Regions from separate parts of the Homo sapiens genome. Here region 1 is linked to region 2. The links are chromatin loops, found by intact Hi-C in ENCODE. Cell type or tissue: mammary epithelial cell. All regions are shown on one strand. Links, peaks and the distances in the headings refer to the core of each region. The heading gives the core; the rest is flanking DNA.

Evidence for each region. Peaks named below come from ENCODE experiments on the same cell type or tissue, not always from the same donor. Only the 100,000 strongest peaks of a DNase experiment are listed, where the experiment ranks them.
Region 1: a loop joins it to region 2, with 16 times the contacts of the local background. A loop is called at or near these places in 9 of 110 quality-filtered maps.

What each region holds. Positions count from the first base shown.
Region 1 is chrX:37,504,167-37,515,173 of GRCh38, forward strand. It overlaps the pseudogene FTH1P27. Among named protein-coding and RNA genes, the nearest start is that of LANCL3, 62 kb to the right of the region's middle. In mammary epithelial cell, for the core only: a CTCF peak has its summit at 5,324 (motif pointing right); no DNase peak of the experiment used is centred there.
Region 2 is chrX:38,169,601-38,180,607 of GRCh38, forward strand. It overlaps SRPX (sushi repeat containing protein X-linked), which reads right to left. Exons shown (of 10, transcript NM_006307.5): 2 at 8,685-8,744; 3 at 4,560-4,751; 4 at 2,281-2,457. Among named protein-coding and RNA genes, the nearest start is that of SRPX, 46 kb to the right of the region's middle. In mammary epithelial cell, for the core only: a CTCF peak has its summit at 5,753 (motif pointing left); no DNase peak of the experiment used is centred there.

The DNA.
Region 1 (11,007 bases), core at 1,858-9,857, 670 kb before region 2:
TCTAATTGGAAGATTTGAAAAGTACTAGCAAGTTCATTTTGCTACAGACGTAAGCTTGCTCTTCAGTGAGCTGAGTCCCATGTCTACTAATTGGTTTCAAATTCAGCAGGGAAGACACGGGGATTAGTTATTGAGTCCCCAAAACCGTGAACATAGAGGACTTTTCCAGGTAAATTTTAAAAACAGAGTCTTTACTCTGGTGTTTAAGCTTTGATCCTGAAAACATATCTGAAATCACATTCCTTGTCATGTGGAGACATCTCTCCTGCAGAAAGAATTAAGCTTCCGGGTGCAGCAGACATGGGTGAGCATTTAAAGGGAAGCTGACATCTACCTAGAAGACAGATCCACTAACATATTCCAGTGCCAGAGAAATGCCATGCTTTGGGCATTTAGAATAGTTCCTACTCTGCCTGGGAGCTCTATACCTTTATCTCCAAAGGAGATGAGCACTCCCTAATTGACACACTCCACCCTCCTGTTCATGGGAGAATCCTATTGGTCACCCAGACTCACAGCTGTGCATTCGATCCATGCTCATCACCGAGGCTAACCCAGTCCTTGATTCCAATCATGAATGGACAAACGTTTTCCAGATATTTAAGGAAAGTGAGGAAGATGCACAAATAGAACTAATTCTGGAGGAGGGAAAAAGAGGATATAATACAGGAAACAGAAAAAAACGTTACCAGAACATACTCTCAGAGTTTAAGAAAGACAAGAGGTTTATAAAATGAGAACAAGCTGTCATAGAGGGGAATAATCAGGGGGCAGACGAAAAAGTCCTTGGACACTAGAAAAGTTACTGCAGAATTGACATCACGCAGTGGACTGACAGTGCCTAGTTCCCTGGGCTGCCCACGGAACTCAGTGTGCCCCCCCTCGCCACCACCACCATCCACCCGACGGCGCGCGCCCCTCCACCCATACGGGTCCCCACAGCCCACTTCCGGTCCCTTCGCAGACCCTGTGGCAACCACCACCGCCTGGTCCCGAGGACCCTGCCCTCCACTGGTCGCCTCCGTCGTCCACCATGTTGTGCTCAGAGGCACCCGCCGCGGCCGCCACTGCCGATGCCGATGCCGCCGCCCGCTTCGGGACCCTAGCGACCACACCGCTTTACCCTGCCTGCTCCTCGCGCCCGCACTGCCCGCCCTGGGCCCGCTGTCGCAGGTGCACCAGAACAACCATCTCAGCTGCGAGGTCGCCATCAACATCAAGGTCACCCTGGAGCTCCACGCCTCCTATGTGTACCTGTCCATGGCCTTCTTCTTCGACCGGGACGACGTGGCCCTGGAGAGCTTCAGCCGCTATTTCTTGCACCAGTGGCACGAGAAGAGGGAGCACGCCCAGGAGCTGATGAGCCTGCAGAACCTGCGCGGTGGCCGCATCTACCTTCGCGACATCAGGAAGCCAGAGTGCCAAGGCTGGGAGAGCGGGCTCCAGGCCATGGACTGCGCCTTCTACCTGGAGAAGAACGTCAACCAGAGCCTCCTGGAGCTGCACCAGCTGGCCAAGGAGAACGACGACCCCACCTCTGTGACTTCCTGGAGAACCACTTCCTGAACCAGCAGGCCAAGACCATCAAAGAGATTGGTGGCTACCTGAGCAACCTGTGCAAGATGGGGGCCCCGGAAGCAGGCCTGGCAGAGTACCTCTTTAACAAGCTCACCCTGGGCCGCAGCCAGAAACACACCAGAGCCCAGACAGGTCCCGCAGCCACGGGGTGCCTTCCCCTGCTCGCGCCACCACGCGGGGCGTCCATGTTGTCCTTTCAGAACATTCTCTTCAGTTTTCTCCTCTCAGTTTTACTGTTGTTGGCAATAAAGTTATCTGTTCTCAAAGCAATAAAGGTGTCCAGCTGATGCATATCTGCAACACTCTCACCTTTTAGGAATCAGGGCACATCCCCATGCAGGTTTAAAGTAGGTATCCAGCAGTCTTTCCATTCAGCCCTGCCCCATCTGCATGCAGCTCAGGATCTGCGGGGGTGGAGGGGAAAGGTATTTTATGGGCCGCTGGAAAATACATTAGTCTTCCCCTTATAAACTTTGAGGGCATGTGGGATTGGATGGGGTGAGGTGGGGTGGGGTAGGGTGGGGTGAGGTGTGGGGTGGGTGAGGTCGGGTGGGGTGTGCAGTCTTGGGCCATGGTATCTGTGGGTGCGTAAACATGGTAAGGTGTAAAGCATGGTATGGAATTCATCCTAGTGGTTGCCGGGTGCTGTGGCTCACGCCTGTAATCCCAGCACATGGGAGGCTGAGGCGGGTGGATCATCTGAGGTCGGGAGTTTGAGACCAGCCTGACCAACATGGAGAAACTCCGTCTCTACTAAAAATACAAAATTAGCCGGGCATGGTGGTGCATGCCTGTAATCCCAGCTACTCGGGAGGCTGAGGCAGGAAAATCGCGTGAATCTGGGACGCGGAGGTTGTGGTGAGGGGAGATCCCGCCATTGCACTCCAGCCTGGACAACAAGAGCGAAACTCCATCTGAAAAAACAAACAAACAAACAAAAAACAAAATATGCAAGTGCTAAGGATTCTTGCTTCTGGGCTTCAAGATGGGGGCTCTCGCGGACAGTATCGCATAGTACCTCTTTGGCAAGCTCACCCTGAGTGACACGGATAATGGGACTGAGCCTTAGGCTGCCTTCCCCACAGATAGGGGGTGATTTCCTGTATATTACCCTTACGAATTCTCCATTCATGGTTTTTCCTTCAATTGTACCATTTCTTCCATTAAAGCTGGTTTAAAAAAAAAAAACAGCTCAAAAGGACTGAAAAACATAAGGTCAAAACTGAAGGTCAAATTTGTGATATTGAATATAAAGTAGAATAAATGCCCCCAAAATGTCAAGGCAGTGACTGCTTTGAAGAATGTAGAGGGGTGGCAGAGAGTTGAAGGTGCAGACCAGGTAGAGCCAGTATAGCTGTTCCAGTTAGGAGACTAGTGCAGCTTCAGCTGTGATGGTGGCTGAGGAAATGAAGAGAGGTCGACCAGTTCCATATGGGTTTTTGACAAGGAGACACAAACTTTGCTCATGGACAGGAGGTGAGGAATGGGAGAGGGGGAATACAATGTAAGTTCTGAAGTTTGGACTTGAACACCTGGATTGATGATGGTGTTATTATCCCCCTGGGGATGGTTGCATGTGTCCCCGGGGTGGAGGAGCGGGGAATGTATGCCATGTAAAATCAGATTTTTATTAGACGTCCAAGTGGAAATGTGAATCAAGGAGCTGCAAAAATGTCACATTTGGAAGTAGACATACGGGGGACTTTTTATAGATGGTATTGAAGTCATGTGATTGGATGAGCTCACCAGAAGGAGACTATAAGGGAGAGTATGAGAAATCTAGTCCAAAGTGCAGGGCAGCTAACATTTAGAAGATGGTTGAGGTGTTTGAACACCCAGAGAGTTGCTGGTCCCACCTTGACCTTTATCTGCCCCAAGTTTATTACCTTATTCCCAATGTCTGCCCCAAGCTTACCTCAAAATCATCCTGTTCCTGAGAAGCTCAGTGTGGCCTCTGGATTCTCCTTTCAAGATATAGAGAAAAGTTCACCTTTTACATTTTCTTCATGGCTCTGGATAGAAAGATATTATTTCCTAGTATAAAGAATATTTCATATGGAAATGATACACTTGTTTCTCTATGTTTTCTTTTTTCTTGTTCCCCTTTAAAAACTCTTCTCCTCTCTCAGTCCACTCTCTATTTGACCGAAGGAAACCTCCATCCATGTAAACTCTAACGTTGCCCATGTCTGAGGAAAAATACTTCAAACATCTATCTTCTGTGCCACAAAAGAAAGTTACAAAGAAATAAGAAACAAAAAAGTCTTCTTTCTTCTGTGGGTTACAAAGGTAAAAGTCAAAAATTTACAGACTCTATGCTTTAGTCAAAGACACATGGGTAGCTTGCATCATTTCAAAGCTAGCAAATTGTTTTGAGCATTGTATTAGTCCATTTTTCAGGCTGCTGATAAAGACATACCAAAGATTGGACAGTTTATAAAAGCAAGAGGTTTATTGAACTTACAGTTCCACATGGCTGGGGAACCCTCACAATCATCGTGGAAGGTGAAAGTCATGTCTCACATGGCGGCAGACAAGAGAAGAGAAGGAGAGCCAAGGGGTTTCCCCTTATCAAACTATCAGATCTTGTGAGACTCATTCACCACCAGTAGGACAGTATGGGAGAAACTGCCCCCATGATTCAATTATCTCCCAATGGGTCCCTTCCACAAAACATGGGAATTATGGGAGTACAATTCAAGATGAGATTTGGGTGGGGACACAGTCAAACCATATAAGCATTTATTAAGATACGAACAAGTTTCGCTGTGCAACAATTGTCTTCCACATTTCCGTATGAGTGCACTGTAACACTTTTCTTAAAAATTAGGATTCTGGCACTTTGAGTTCAGTTTACAGAAAATGCTTTCGCCTTTTTACACATCTTTGTCAAACTTGGTCTTCTCACTGCATCTCTTTCGCTGCCTACTGTAAGGACTTCTGAATTCTCTGACTTTGTCTCAGCTATTACCTATTGAAATATATATGTCCCTTGACCGTTCTCCTGTGGATATGAGAAAGAACGAGCAAGCATTAAGTTTTGAGTGTTTCAAACTTTAAGTTGACTGAGGGGACTTCTTAATTTTTTGTTTTGGAGAGAAAATTTGGTGTAGTGTTTTCTTAACCTCAGATTGCCTGGGTTCAAATCCAATCTTAGCCTCTCATTTTGGGTAAACTTGAGTAATTTGTTCAACTTTTCTGTGCCTCAGTTTCTCCATATGTAATATAGGGATAATAAAAGCATTAACCCCATTGGGTTGTTGAGATTAAATGAGTTAATATATGTAAATCACTTAGAGTAATGCCTGGCACAGTGTATGTTTACAATGTGGTACTCATGATTTATCACCATTATCATCCTCTACTCTTTTAACTTTTATTTAGGTTCAAGAGAACAAGTGCAGGTTTTTATATAGGTAAACTGCTGTCATGGGGGGTTGTTGAATAGATTATTTCATCATCCAGGTACTAAACCGTGTACCCAATAGTTATTTTTTTGTTCCTCTCCCTCTTCCCACCCTCCACACTCAGGTAGGCCCCAGTGTCTGTTGTTTCCTTCTTTGAGTCCACGTGTTCTCATCATTTAGCTCCCAATTATAAGTGAGAACATGTGGTATTTGATTTTCTGTCCTTGCATTAGTTTGATAAAAACAATGGGCTGGAAGCCATCATCCTCTACCCTTATGTTTCTTTGTGGTCTTTATGCTTTGGGAAAATACTTCACTTCTACACGTTGCCACTGGGGGTCTCTCTTGCATGTCTAGTAACCAGTTGCCCTGCATACTGAGAAGGAAAAAACCTTAGAAGATAGTTTGGTTGTCAGGTGTCTCCAGGACTCAGAAGGGTACATGGCTGTTTTCCTTACCCCCCACACCTCAGTCCCAAGACAGGAGGAAGGTTGTCCTGTGACAACTTTCCGTGCTATTCCCCGCCCCCGCCCATTCTATCTCAACCAGCTTTCCCTTGAATTCACTCCTAGAACACTGTTCTTGTTCTTCCCAAACCCAGGTTGCCTGAGTCTCCTGTTTCCATCCTGAACTTCCTCCCACTCTTCAGAGATGGACAAGAGCAACAGGATGAAGTGCTCACCCTGATCCCCACCTTTGTCTGGATGTTTGGAGCTGAAAAGGAGAGGAATGGCTAGGTGGGCACTGGGGGGAGAATGAGAAAAAGAGAACACATTAGGGCCACTGACAACATAAGTAAAATCCACATATCATCATGAGCTTTGGCATAGAGGCTCTCAAGCTTTGCTGCACATCCAAATCACCTGCAGAGCTTTTGAAAATCTCAATGTCCAGGCAGCATCCCAGACCAAATACATAAGCCTCTGGCGCAGGGCCTGGGCATGCCAGGCATTGAAAACCAGCACTAGCATCTGGCTGCTCAAAATATGGTCTGTGGACCAGCAGTATCAATCTAAACTGAGAACTTGCTAGCAATGCAAAATTTCAAGCCACACCCCAGGGCTACGGAATGAGCATCTACATTTTAACAAGACTCTCGGTGATCAATTTGCACACTGGAATTTGAGAAGCACTCTTTAGCACCCTGATTGCCAAATATGGCTGCACCTTGAAATCACCTAGATAACCTGAAAATAATACTAATGCCTGGACTTAATCAATGTGCTCAGCTATGGAGAGTGAGAAAAAATAAAAGGAAAAATAGAAAGACAAATAGATGCTAAAGAAAGGTGAAAAGTTTAGAATATTTGGTAGCTTTAGGTGAATTCAGGGTTGCGGCAAGTTACCATAAACATGGATTGGCAAAGACTTTCTATAAAGAATGAGATAGTAAATGTTTTAGGCTTTGCAGCTACTGCAAAAGACCTCTGTCTCAACTACAAACTCTCCTGCTGGAGTGAAAAAGTAACGACAAACAGTAGGTAATTGAATGGGGTGGCTAGGATGTTTGGGGCTGAAAACATTGAACAATGCCTGACTAGCCTTTTTGACAGATTCTTCATAATCACATATTCATCACGGAGGCTGTTTAAATCAATGTGCTCAGCTATACCCTCATGTCAGTACTAGACCAAATACGATAAAAACTTACTGTAACATCAACAATTACTGACTCAACAATAATTGATCTCTGTCTCACACACACACTAGCTTTTATCTATTTTGTTGTTTATCACAAACTGGTTTGTTGTATAGCATGGGCTGGCAAACTACAGCCAGCAATCCTAATCTGGCCCCCACTTTTTTGGTAAATATAGTTTTATTAGAACACAGCCACCGCATTCAATTACCTACTGCTTGTGGCTACTTTTTCACTCCAGCAGGAGAGTTTGTAGTTGAGACAGAGGTCTTTTGCAGTAGCTGCAAAGCCTAAAACATTTACTATCTCATTCTTTATAGAAAGTCTTTGCCAATCCATGTTTATGGTAACTTGCTGCAACCCTGAATTCACCTAAAGCTACCAAATATTCTAAACTTTTCACCTTTCTTTATGCATCTACGTGTCTTTATATTTTTCCTTTTATTTTTTCTCACTCTCCATTAATATTCTAGAATGATTTGGATATTTGTAATATTTTAGACACATAGGGAACACTCACACTTACTAGAATTTCAATTGTTTCCTTTCAGACTAACATCTTTGTATATTTCAGCAATTCAACCTCTTGCCTTTGTGTCTTCAGTTTAGCCTGTCTCTTGCTGTGCCTTTTTTTAATTGAGGGACATCAGTCATCCTGCTTCTGGAAGCATCAGAGTGGAACAATGCCTGACTAGCCTTTTTGACGGATTCTTCATAATCACGTATTCATCACAGAGGCTGTTTAAAGTGTGCTCGTTTTCAAGTTATTACAATCTATTCCCATCATTTTTCTGTCTGTGAGGCATTTAAATTTTATTAATATGCAAAGCTACTTCCTGGCATGAGGAGAAATAGACTTCTTCCCTTTTATATCTATTTCAAATTTTGTGTTTTATAATGTTGGTTTTGGTTTATAATCTATTGTAATGATATATTAACTGTACCACATGCACCAAGGATATTTATTTTTTTCCCTTGGGATACTTCTCTGTGCATGAGTGTTTTCCTCCCAAATGTTTAATTATTGTATGAAGTATACTGAAAATCAGAAGTTCCAATTTGAAACATGTATTCAGAACTATAAATCAAGAAATTGACTTAAGGTAAACATTTTTAGGAAGGGAGCATTCATGCAGTTATTTCTTTTCAGCCAAATAGCCATTCTTTCCGCAATTTATATTAGGTTCTGTCATGTGTTCCACACGTTATGCTTGACACTAGGAATACAAGGTGACTAGGACACAGATTCTGGTCACAGTCGGACAGACATACAAATAGATGCCTCCAATATATTTCAGTATGATCTACAAAAGAAATAAACACAAAGTGCTATGCGACTCCAGGAGAGAAACGGGATCTAATTCTCACCTGAGGAGTCAGGAAACACCTGCTGTGGAGGTGACATTGACTCTTGAAGGATGAATTGGAGTTCCACAGGTGGAGAAGAGAGAAGAGAGTACTTTAGTTATGCTTCTTTGCTGCATAGGAGCCAACAGAGAGGGAACAGTTACAAACACAAGGTTGTAAGGGGATCTAGTTGATGAGGTGATGTATTTACTAGACACAGAAGGAAGGATACATTGTTTTATATTTTAAGGAACTCCATAAAACCCTCCTCTGAAAGGTCATCACTGACTTACTAGTTAACATCAACACTGGTCTCTTTTCAGCCTTTGCCCTGCTTGATCACTCTGGAGCCATTTAATTGTGTTGGTTAGTCCTTCTTTCCTTGGTTTTCCTGTCCTCTCTTGGTTTGCCAAATATTTATCTATAGAGAACTACATAGATTTAATAATCCTCTTGGATTCTGCTTTTGGCCTCTTCAACTCTTGCTCTGTGTTTATTTCCCCCTGAGCCTAGCCACCCCCAGTGGCCAGTTTCTCTCTCTCTCTCTCTCTCTGTATGTGTGTGTGTGTGTGTGTGCGTGTGTGTGTGTTCTAGATGGCTTATCTTGACCATGACACTTGAACAGCCACCTATGAAACATCTCCCTCTGGGTGTACCCAGAACACTCATACTCAACAAGTCCCACAATTAATTCATTGTCTTTTTCTCAAATACTCACTAGATTTGCCACACCTTCCCCTACACTCACAAGTAACACATTTTATAGTCACCCTAGATTTATGGTTCTTACTCAGCCTGAATATATGTAATATCTCTCCTCTCCATATGCTCTTCTCCCCCTGTATGGGCCTTATCTTTTTCAGGCTATGATGATCTATGATCTAACAATTTTTCTAATCTCTGTACCGGTCAAAGCTCCCTAACCACAAAATTTGACCCTGGCTAGTCAAAGCAGAAAAGAAATTTTTTAAGAAGGATATACCATAACGAACTTGGAAGGCTGTAGGACCAGGCTCAGAAATGGGAAGCATCATGCAAAATGGAGCCTTGTCTGCCATCTGTCTTGTCCTATTTTCTCAAACAGGAATGGTGTTCAGATGTTGAGCTGCCCAAAGTATTAAACATATAATCTAGTTTTTCTAACCCTCTGTTAATAGATGATATTGGTGCTCTTCCCAGATCCACTTGACCAGCAGAATACCCAAATGCTCAGACACTTGTGAGCACTTCAGCTGATGGCTTATGCCTGTGACCTTCTCGGAAGGAATACCCTTGGCTAACTGGGACAGCCAATGGCTCTGTGACACAGAGGTACAAAAGCCTGGACCCTTCCTTTTCTCTCTGCTGTGAGATTTATGCTACAGGATCTGCCTTGTGTGAAGACAAGGTTAGACATTGACCAAGATCACTTATTTCCTTGACTCCTTCCCCTGCCCTATCTTGCACTACGTGTTTCCTCCAGAGCGCATGCCTTTAATAAATCCCTGCCTCAAGCTCCGCTTCCAAGGAACCCAACCTAAGACCCACCCTCAAACAGAGTTGATCACCTTCTCCTTTGTCTTACCTCCATTTATACTACATTTCTTGCTAATGGCACTTGCCACTCTGTATGGCAATTGTTTCTTCATATGCCTGGATCTTTTAATAGGCTGTAGAACACTGGAGTGCAGGAAATGCAGGAATTTTTTCTCTCATTAAGCCCTAGTATATATATAAACAGGAAATTAAAAATAATAAGTTGAACTTAATTGAAAATAAAAGTCAGATCACAGTGGATTAAAGAATGAGTAGAAGTGAGGTAGTGGAACTAGTTATTATAGTGCAAGGTTATTCTTTCCAATGTCCAAATGTTCCTTGGAATATTATTATTGGCCTACCTGTTTTATCCACCAACTAGATTGTGGATAACTGAACAAAAATACATTTTTAGTAATTAGTCTTTACTCAGAAGGATTTTTTACAAGACATAAAGTTCATGCAATCTGGTTAATTTCCCAAATGAGTCACATATATTCTTTCTTTCTTTGTTAGCTTTGTTATTACTTACTCAGGAAGGGGTCGCTTTTGAAATTTGTGACTTAGCAATTTCTTCCACTTCAATGTCAAAAATAACACTGCATGGCCAAGGCTAGGGATTTCATACATTTCTTTAGCATTTTTGAAGCCTACATTCCTTATCACTCTAGAGACATTATGTAAAATTATTTCATATTTGACAAATGATTCCAGTTTGATTATCATTTTGCCTCATCTATAGAAGTCTGTGTGTGGTGGATGTTGGACAGTCTAATAATTTACTGAACATTTGCTGTATACAAAATACTATGCTATCAATTGTTGGGGGCTAGCAGGTTGACAAGTAATATAAATAGTCTCTATGCTGAAGAAGATTGAGCTAGCTAGAATTGTGGCATAGCTTAGAATAATCTACAGAGGACCTCATCAATCAATTTCAAATTAATTAATAATTGATGCTGAGCCTGTAAGGACCAAGAGGGTACAGCATGAGGGGATGATTAGCAAGAACTAGGTCAATAAACAAAAGAAGTTTTCTGGAGAGAAGTTTGCTTAAAATGTGTTGATGAACCTCAATTTAAAAGACACTTTCTTAATATTCCTGTCTAGCCAATGCCCTCCTTCTTGTCTCTACCCTAGAATTCCCAAGACATGGACAAGAATTCATAGAATTCTGACTATGCCATAATCAAACACTGGAAGGAATTGAGTAGGTGGTGACTAGTCTATATTTTAAGTTGAGAGTCTCACTGGGCTGCCACTTGGTGTGATGCCATTGGCCCAAGTTCTGACCCTCATATTTATAAAACCACAGGTTTGACTTTCTCAGTGAACCCAAAGGTGAACAGCTTCTCCGTGAGTGATCAGCAGACTTTTTCTATAAAGTATAAATATTTTACAATCTACAGGCCATATTGTCTTTGTCACAACTATTTAACTCTGCTGTTGTGGTGTGAAAGTAGCCACAGACTATATGTAGATGTGGCTGTGTTCCAATAAAACTTTATTTACAAAATTTAA
Region 2 (11,007 bases), core at 1,795-9,794:
TTCCACAGGGCAAAAAGGAAAGTTTGTACATTGTCTTTTGTTAAAGTAATTAAATGGATACTCTCTGAATGTCAAAAGACCTTTGCTGGTTTTTCATTGTCCGTGGTTTTTAAAGTATCTTTAATTTGTTTTCTTCCTGTTTTGGCCTAGGAAGAAGTGTTGGTCTAAAGGAGAGATCATGTGTCTACTCAAAATCTGGTCTTTACATGAGGACTTGTTGTGATTCCAACTGTTCATTGTTCTATCTAAATGCCAACATAACCAAAAATAACTAAAAATGGAAAGAAAGAAAAATATCCCCCGAAAACAATAGTGGTTACATTCTAAGGTTTATTTTCTTCCAGATCAATGGAGGTTGTGGCTCTTCAAAGACTTTTTACCCTCCTGCAATTTGCAGTATTTTTTTTCCTCCTACATTGACTTATTTTTATCTATATCTGTTTCTGAAATAACTATGAATTTCAGCTCATTGCCAGAGTATGGTCTGTGTAAGAGAATTAATTTTAACTTGTGGCACCTTCAAATTAGCCAGACCACAGAACTGACCACCTCAGAGTCCAAAGTAAGCCCAGTCTTCTCTCTTCCCTCACAGTCTAGAAGAGAACTGGGACAACTTTCTCACCACTCAGTACAGCTCTGGCCAAGACTGTTGAAGGTTGTGTGGAAATCTGGGAACTACTTAGCCACTATGTGTCACCTCCTAAAATAGGTTGAAGTTCTGAGTTACGCTCAAGGACCCCCTACCCCTGTCAACACAAAAACAAATTTATTAAACTATTTTAATACATTTAAAGCCAAAAAAGTAAATAATACCCCTGGAGTAAAATTCACTGGGGACAAACCTCAGCTTGTCTGTCGCGAAAATCAAAGAAAGAATTGCCTGCTTGCTTTGCCCATTTCTCTCTTTTTTCCTGGGAGCTCTAGGCTCTCTTGTGGATCGCTGTACCCCTTTTTGTCATCCCTAACTAATTGCATGTACAATCCTCCTTCTCCCAAATATGCCTGAACCTTGTTCTGACAAACTGTAATATGAATCTCCTGAATTTGGGGTTCATTCTCTCTTCCTCTGGGAAGGTTCCAGGCGCATCTGGTCCAGCTTAAGACATGCTGTTGGTTTTTGAGAACAATCAGCATTTTCTTTCCATTGTTGCACACAATCTGGAAATTTAAACAGTATGATCCCTAGAGTACTCTGCCAAAGCTTGCTTAGCAGAAAGATTTTTGAGCTTCTCTCCTCCCACCATCACCTCTGCCCCTTCCAATATGAGGGAGTAGATTCAATTTTCTTTTTGGTTTGTTTTGAAGAGCTATGCACATAGCTAATCACAGGGAGGATATTGAAAGCAACATCTGTGAGGTGCCCCCTGTGGGCAGTGTTACTGGCACTTAGTGAATAAAATCCAAGGATGCTGCTAAACATCCTGCAAACAAAAAAAACAGGGCTCCACAACAAAGAATTATTTGGCCCCAAATGTCCATCATGCTGAGGTTCAGAAACTTTGCCCTAAAGCATCGTTTAGCAGAATCCTAGGACCCACCGCAGACCTGCTGAATTTAAATCTGCATTTTTCCCAAGGTCCCTAGAGGACTTCGCTGCACAGTAAAGTTTGAGAAGCAGTGCCTTAGATCAGTAGCTCTCTATTTGAGTGCCTCACAATCCCTGGAATGCTCATTAAAAAACAAAATGCTGTGCCTGACCCCTAAAGTTTCTGACTCAGCAGGTGGTGGGGGTGGGTTGGTAAAAATTTGCATTCTTAGACCAGGAGATGCTACTGCTGCTTCTGCTCCCAGGACCACACCATGGGAACCACTCACTGCCCAACAAACCCAGAGTAAGGCAAAATATCCAAATCCCTTCCAGCTGAACAAATTGAGTGCTTGCTGACCACCAGAGTCAATGACAAAGAAGCTACATTGGGGCTGAAAGACACATAGATGTTCTCTACTGGACTGTCCCTATAGTGTCAATAACTTTGCTCAGGCCCCCGAACTAAAATCAGCAGGAGTATGCCACATCTCTGCCAGCCTGTAGTTGCCTCAATAGCAAACCAAGAAAAAGACAAAAGTCAGATGGAAGCCATCAGCTACGAAGTCAGCTCCAGGATAGACACTGAGGTTAGATCTAGGGCTGAGCCAGAGAACCAGTGATGCTACTGAGAGCAAAGTTGCATGCTTAGGCCTTACAGGAGGAATAGTGATGCTCCCTTTACAATCCACGATGTGAACACCCCCTGCTCCTCCCAAAGCAAGTGCCTCCTAAGGGCTGTGGCATTTTCTTACCCACACAGGAGGCTGGCCGGCCGCTCCAGGCCTTGTTGTCCATACATGTGACGGTCCGCTCCCCTTTCAACGTGTATCCTGGTGAACAATAATACTCACACCGGGAGTTAAAGTAGGCACCATCTACACACTTAAACCCTCCATTTGCTGGCATGGCAAGGGTAGGACATCGCTTTTCTGAAAATGAGAAAATCAGATATTCAGCATTTCTTAGTTTTTGTCTATAGAGTTTCATTTCAGAGTCTAGAAACTCTGAAAGCATGAGGTGAAAAGTTAATTTAAATATAAGAAGGCCAGGCGCAGTGGCTCACTCCTGTAATCCCAGCACTTTGGGAGGTCGAGGCAGGTGGATCACCTGACTTCGGGAGTTCGAGACCAGCCTGACCAACATGGAGAAACCCCATCTCTACTAAAAGTACAAAATTAGCCAGGCGTGGTGGCGCATGCCTGTAATCCCAGCTACTCGGGAGGCTACGGCAGGAGGATCGCTTGAACCCAGGAGGCAGAGGTTGCGGCGAGCTGAGATTGCGCCATTGCGCTCCAGCCTGGGCAACAAGAACACGACTTTGTATAAATAAATAAAACAAATGGAATTTAAGAAACAATGGATGGTTTTATGTCACACAGAAGACACAAAGTTTCCTGTCACACTGGCTTGGGTTGGCAACCCAGCTAAGCCACTATCTTAGGTTGAGCTCCCCAGAAGCAGATTCTGAGATACGGATTTATGTGCATGAGGTTTAGTAAGAAAGTGCTCCCAGGGAGACTAGTGAGGGGGTGAGGAAAGCAGAACAGGGAAGGGGAGAAATCCAGGCAAGATGAGATCTCAGGCAAAGTCAGCAGCAGCCTGATCCCATAGGGAAGCTCTGGAGTGTGAATGACAGCTCATTCTGTCCTGCCCCCAGGCAAGGAAGCTGGGCTTTCATAATTCTTTATCAGTCAGTCATTGGGCAGCTACAGGCTGCTCACAGGAGATGCTTTCTCTTGTGAAAAGAGAACGAGAGTGAGAGAGTGAGAGAGAGAGAGAGCGAGTGGGATCAGTCCTCTGAAGGAGCAGTCTTCTGAATAAGGTTGAAGTTCCAAGTCTTTAAGAGCAAAGTACTCAGAAGCTGGGTACTGGATACATACAACTAGTAAAAGGCATCGAGGAGATCTGGGTAGAGCAGATTGTCCACTACAGTCACCCAGTTGCAGAGTCTGCATAGTCTCGATGACATGGCTGCAGCCTTGAAACCTCAGTTTCCCTGACAATGAAGTTAACATAATGGCACCCATATTGATAGTGTTACTGTAAAAATCAAATGTATGTGAAATTCTTGGCAAACCATAAGCGCTCAAAAAGTGGTGGCTGTTTTGAATACCAAAGACATCTAAAATGTGCTTCAACAATGCTGTACCACTTGCAATTTTCCAAATGAGGTATGACTTGTCATGAAGCTAAAAGCCAGCCCCTGAAATGCTGCTCCTCTAAGCTTCTCCCTTGAGGCACACTCACTTTCATAAATAAGCATCACTTCTTCTGTGACTCTTTCCTGCCTCCCTAAGCCCCACTCCTTGGGAGAACACTTTTTTTTTCTTTTTTTTTAAGAGATGGAGTCTTGCTCTGTCACCCAGGTTGGAGTGCAGTGGCACAATCTCGGCTCACTACAACCTCCGCCTCCCGGGTTCTAGCAATTCTCCTGCCTCAGCCTCCTGAGTAGCTGGGATTACAGATGCACGCTGCCACACCCAGCTAATTTTTTGTATTTTAGTAGAGATGGGGTTTCACCGTGTTGCTCAGGCTGGTGTCGAACTCCTGAGCTCAGGCAACCCACCCGCCTCGGCCTCCCAAAGTGCTGGGATTACAGGCATGAGCCACTGCGCCCAGCCAGGAGAACTCTTCTTTAATCTGCTACCATATGTCCCTGACTTTGTACCCTTCTTGTACTTATCTCCCAGTTGACACCTCTGCCTTACTAAAGCCTCTTCATGGCAGGACCCATGTGCGTCTTATTTGTTTCTAAATCCCCAACACCTCTTCAGGATCCAGCACTAACTGAACAAATGTAACTCATTTTCTGAACAATGATCTTCTCTCCCCTTTTCTCAAACAGCTGATCATATCATTCTCTCTGAGAGGAGCCAACTCACTTCCACCATATCTTAGAATCCCCCTGGTGTCCCCCTGATCATAAGGAGAATTTTTCTCATCAATATTCAGTGAAAATCCTCAATCTCAGAGCAAAAGAACTTTGGCTCTGGTCATCCCTGAGGACCCAACACAGAGCTGGCCTACTCACGTTTGCAGATGACCTTGTCAGACCATCGTTTGTTTGACTGGCAGATCAGTAGGGAAGAGCCATGCAGCTCGTAGCCCTTCTGGCAGCGAATGTCGCACCTGGTTCCCAGGGCTGTTTTGTAGTATCCTCCTTGAGGGGCCCTGCAGTACACATCCCCATACTTCACCTTGATGGGGGAGCACCACGGGGTATCTACAAGTAGCAGAAACAAAAGAGGAGATAAATATGAAATGACACTTTCAGAAAATGTGTCCCCTTACTCTTACTGTCCCAGGCTGGCTACATTCCAAATTTTGGACCTTCAATTAGTGCCCCATGTTTTCTTAGGTGTCTCCGGGTAGGGAGGTTATGATCATGGGACTAAGTGTCAGATATATCTGAACATGAATCTGAGTTCCTCTATAACTGACTGTGTGATCTTAGACAAGTTAGCTAACCTCTCTGAGTCAATATCTATACTTATGCCATAGTGCTGTTACAAGGACGAAATAAAAATTGCATATCAAGCATCTAGCACAGTACCTAGCATATATGTTCAATAAATGCTTGTTCTTTTTAGTATTTCCCTTAACTAGATACATAAGATTTTTTATTTTTATTTTTTAGATAATTCTTTCAAGGGCAACTGATGTCATACATAGCGGTAGGGATTCAATAATTGGTTAATTTGGATTTCGTCTGAGCCGTATGCACATTCTCTCTAAAATGTTGTAATACTGGCATTAATCTAAATGATGCTACAATTTCCAGGTGTTTGTAACAAGATATAAATTTCGCTTAAAGTCACAGAACAATTGCTCTCCATAGAGAAGTGTCCCCAGTTATGCCCCATTTACGTAACAGGGTGACACCCTCCCCAGATGGCAAAGTTGCAGGTGTTTTGATTTTGGTCTCATAGTTGCCCAAAGCACAGCTGGGATGAAATGAATAAATCAGAACCTCCCTGCTGTGCTTTTGAAATGTTCTCTTTGAGATCCATAAAATATAAGGGCAACACTAGCTCCTTGGTGGATAAGTTCCTACAGCAGCCACTGCCCCATTGTCCCACAATTGATGGGGAACAGTGAGGAGTTCCCTAAAGCCTGCCGGGCTCTCAATGCCATGAATAGGAGCCACTTCCCTGCAACTGCCTGGCTCATCACTCCAACCCAGCACCTGAGCTGTCAGTGAGTGAGGTAAGACCGCCATCATGTGGCCAGGAAGGAGGACAGACCCTGTTTTACTTTCCCAGGAATTCTCTTCTGAGGATATGCCTCCAACTGCTTCTCAGTTACAAAAACCAACAGTTCTGGCCACGTCTTATGCATAGACCACTGTTTTAGTTTTGCCTTCACATTTCCTTCAGCTAATACTTTCTCTTTTTTTTTTCTTTTTTAGAAACAGGGTCTCACTCTGTCACCCAGGCTGGAGTGTAGTGGCATGATCATTGCTCACTGCAGTCTCGGCCTCCTAGGCTCAAGTGATCCTCCTGTCTCAGCTTCCCAAGTAGCTGGAACTACAGGCACGCACCACCGTCCCTGGTCTGGCTAATACTTTCGTCATATCATGTTTTGCAGACAGCTGCAAGTGAGCCCTAAACTCAAGACTCAAGTAATCTTCCCTGGACTTTCTAGGTAAAGGTGATGTCCTAAAGGCTTAACCTAGAGCTGATTAAATTTAACCATGTGGATATAAACGTGTAGGAGCTCACACAAGGCCTAAAGAACTTCCTTGAATAAATTTTCCTTCCTCTAAGGGTTTTAATATAATCTGTATGTACTACATATATTTGTGATATACAGTACTCCCCCTTTGCCCACGGGGGATATTGGATGCCTGAAGCCTTGGATAGTACCTAACGCTATATATACTGTTTGTTTCTTACACAAACATACCTATGATGAAGTTTAATTTATAAATTAGGCATGATAAAAGATTAACAACAACTAATAATAATATAGAACAATTATAACAATATACTGTAATGAAAGTTAGGTGAATGTACTGTCTCTCTCTCAAAATATCTAATATTTTGGGGCTGCGGTTGACTGAAGGTAAATGGAACCTTGGAAAGTGAAACCGCAGATAAGGGGGAACTAATGTATGTATATATATGACCTGCATACTCATACATCACAAACTCACTCAATTAATATGAATATATGATGGTATTCCAAGCAAAAGAATCAAAAGCCATGCTTGCCACATACCAGGAGCACCGTAAATGTTGGTTACATTTAATTTTCTTTCTTATTTTACTTTAATTCAAAAACACTTACTCTGTGCTGGACATTGTGCAGGGGCCTCAGGATCTAAAACTAAACCCTCACTTAATAATGGCTTGTCTCTAGCTTTTAAAATTAAAAAAACTTGGCCAGGTGCAGTGGCTCACGCCTGTAATCCCAGCACTTTGGGAGGCCAAGGTGGGTGGATCACCTGAGGTTAGGAGTTCGAGACCAGCCTGGCCAACATAGTGAAACCCCTGTCTGTACTAAAAATGCAACATTAGCTGGGTGTGGTGGCGTGTGCCTGTAGTCCCAGCTACCTGGGAGGCTAAGATAGGAGAATCGCTTGAACCTGGGAGGCGGATGTTACAGTGAGCCAAGATCACGCCACTGCACTACAGCCTGGGTGACAGGGTGAGACTCCATCTCAAAAAATAATAATAAAAATAAATAAAACTTAAATTTTATTGTATGAAGCGCACAACATGATGCTTTGATATACTTATACATACTGAAATGATTGCTACCAGTAAGCAATTTAACTGACAATAGAAACAATGCCCTAAGAAAATTTATTCTTAAACATTCAGGGTAAGTTCTAGGGCAAGCACACATTTTGGCCATCTGGTCTACCTGTCACATTTGCAATGCTGTGAGGTGAAGATGGATGTGAAGAACAAGGACCTGAGGGCACTAGGCAACCCCTGCTGTAGATGTGAAGGGTCATCTGTGCATGCATGTGTTTTAGGAAGATTTTTCAACAAGGGACTCAAAGAAAAAAAAATCTAAACCCATAAATAGTTAAGAAGTTTTGCGAATTAGAACCTTTCCTTACCCCAAGCATCTGATTAACGTATTTGTGCTTTGCTTGATTGGTTAATTCCTGAGGCTATGGAGATAGAAACTATAGGTAGGAATGAGTATTTGCATTCAGATCTCACAAAAAAATGTGGTATGTGATGGGAAGCACACCTGCACATAAGCACCAGGCACCAGTCATTATATTGGAAATATTGTTCACTTGTGTAGAAAACAACTGAAGGACATCTCCAGTCAAAAGTTGTCCAGTCCTACCCTGATTCTCCTGTATCTGAGACACATCACAACAAACAAGGGCCATGTCCTCATCCCAGGAATTAGGACAAATTTCCAGGGCAAAATGCCGCAGTGAAACTTTGTTAACCATTTTTTTTTTTTTTTCAAATTCTTCCTCCACTGTAAGAGGAACTAGATTCAGAGAGAAAGCATCTCTAAATTTACCTTCATTTCTCCCAGGTTTCCCTAAGCTTCAGAGAAATGTTTCACCAGTAGAAATATTTGTGGACATACTTACCTGAGTCTGGACAGAAGGTTCTTGTTTAGGCTTTTTATACGTGCTGGGGAGTGGATTGCTGGGAATATGTAGAGATGGAGTTCTTTATCATTAAGTTTCATTTGAGCAACATACTTTAACATACCGTTTCAGAAGCCATGCTGGGCTCAGAAAGAGCACGATGAAATGAGCTTATGAAAATCAAGTTTTCTCCTTCCCCATTCATCTTAGTACATTATCAGCACTTGGTCCAGATTTGACCTTAGGTGGTTTACTCTGGATGATTCTGGCTGTAATGTATGAATTAGGCTTGATTTTCACTTTCATCAGCTACAGCTGCCTTTGCAGAAGTGAGGACAGTAAAGAAACTTATGAGAATAAAATGACCATTGGGATGCTGAAAGACAGCATTTCAGAGATTTCCAATGCATTTTGCTTTATTTCCTTTTTTAAAAAAGGGAGTATATATATATATTTTTTTTTCCTTGATAGATAATTAGAACTTAAATGTGTTGTCTGGTCACTTTATTACAATCTGTTTCACAAGGCAAAAAGGAAAGTTCTCCTGGCACCAGCAGGTCCTCATTAGCACATAAGCAAAGCATTCACCTTTATATCTAGGGTGTGAATACCCGACTTCATCGTCTTCTAGTGGTGAGTCTCCCGATCCTACAATAAAAAAGAACAGAAACTGCAGCAAGAAAAGCCACATAGTATGGACGCATATTTCAAAGCATTCCTTTGCCACAGACCATGCAGGAGGTGCTATTAGAATGCAGAGCCAAGAGCAAAAGCTTCTGTGGCCATTCATGAAGGAACAAACAGGAGATCTCTCAGAGTGAAACCGGCTGAGCTGAGATTGCCAAAAACCAAGCAAAATGAGCCTCAAACTGTTTTGGAATCACCATATGCCAAGTGAAATTCTGGAATAGGGAAACAGAGAGAGTCAACTTCACTCTGAGAAGATGCCAATGTATATGAATCTCATGCCAGGGGAGATGCAATAAAATGTGTGCATCAGACACAGTCCACAGTTTCCCCAGCAGTCAAAGAAAACCCAGTAGAACTGGGTGTTTATGGTACCTGAAAACAGGTCCATCTTGTGAAATAAATTTAAATGCAAGATAAGGAGGTAAATCAAATGTCTTATCTTGACAAAAGAAACACAAAGTTGCTTCTATATACAGCATTTGTAGGAAATGAAGGCTGAAATAGACTATCTGTGTGCTTATTTAGAACCTCTCATGAACGTATGGCTCAAGTAAAATTTCTTTTTTTTTTTTTTTTTTTGAGACGGAGTCTCACTCTGTTGCTAGGCTGGAGTGCAATGGTGTGATTTTGGCTCACCGCAACCTCCGCCTCTTGGGTTCAAGGGATTCTCCTGCCTCGGCCTCCTGAATAGCTGGAATTACAGGCATGTGCCACCATGCCTGGCTAATTTTGTATTTTTAGTAGAGACGGGATTTCTCCATGTTGGTCAGGCTGGTCGCGAACTCCCGACCTCAGATGATCTGCCCGCCTCGGCCTCACAAAGTGCTGGGATTACAGGCGTGAGCCACCGTGCCCAGCCAGTAAAATTTCTTAATGAGCGTTGCTACCAATAAAAACCACGGCCTCAGAGAGAACGTCTGTGTATTATTTTAATTTAACTCATTTGCAAGCTGGAGCTGAATGGTTTTTAAAATATTAAATATTGAATTCCAGTGAGCAGTAAATCCTTAATCCTTGAAGTGGTAGCAGATGCCAAACTTCAAAACTGTAATCTTAAATTCAGAGAACTTCCCTCCAGACTTCACAGTCTAATTAATGACTCGAGTTAGCTCTGTCTTGGTCACGCATTTAGTTGTAGTTACTTGCCACCATAACAGACAAGAACATCCTCCACTGTGAGGTTATTCAAATCCCCATGCAGCTAATGAGTAATGGTCCCTGTTCCACTTGTGTTCTGGATGAGAGATGTAGAGTGTGGAAACTGAAAGTGGAGAGGAGATGAGGGCTGGACTGTGTTCATTAGGAAAAGACCCGCAACTACAGAAGCCCAATTCTGTATTTTCCTTTGCTGCAGATTTCCTCACCTTGTCTCTGCACACCCAGATGTGTACAAAATTACAAACTATTCATCATTGCATATAAAAAAATGAGCACTGGAACCAGACACAGTGGCTCATGCCTGTAATCTCAGAAACTAGGGAGGCTGAGTGGGAGAATTACTTGAGCCCAGGAGTTCAAAAAACAGCCTGGATAACATAGTGAGAACCCATCTCAAAAACAAAACAAAACAAAAAACAATGAAAACCAGGAAACCTACCTAACAACATGAATCAAAGGCCTATGCTCAAACCCTTTGATCAAGTCATTCCACTTCTAGGAATCTACCCAAGGAAACAGTTGAACTGCATGTCTGCATGTGAACCTTCAATCATCCAAATTAAAAAAAAATCCAGATACATGAGCAGCAAGCTTTCTCCCCCCGCCCAGCCCTCCAACACACATATACACACATACATATATTTTGCCCTCGGTTGTCATCCTGGTTAACTTGTCTACAGTATTTACAGCATTTAGTATGAATGACTACCCATTCATTTCATGAAGCTCTCTTCTGCAGTGGCTTCCAAATGACAACAGTTTCCCGATTTTCTTCCTCCTTTCTAAACAGACTCTCTGGACAGCACATCTAGATCAGCCTGCCATTTGGACATAAGTATTTCCCAGGAGTCCAGTATTGGTCCTTTACATATCTCCAGACTATTTTCCTGGGCCATCTCACTCCCATACTTGCCTCAAACCATTCCCCATGTACTGATGATAAATCCATTGTTTCTAGCCTTGAACTGTCTCCTAAGAGCCAAGCTAGAATCTTCAACTGTTGTCTGGATATCTCCACACTCACACTCAACCTGCTCAAAACCAGATTCCTTTTCTTATCACC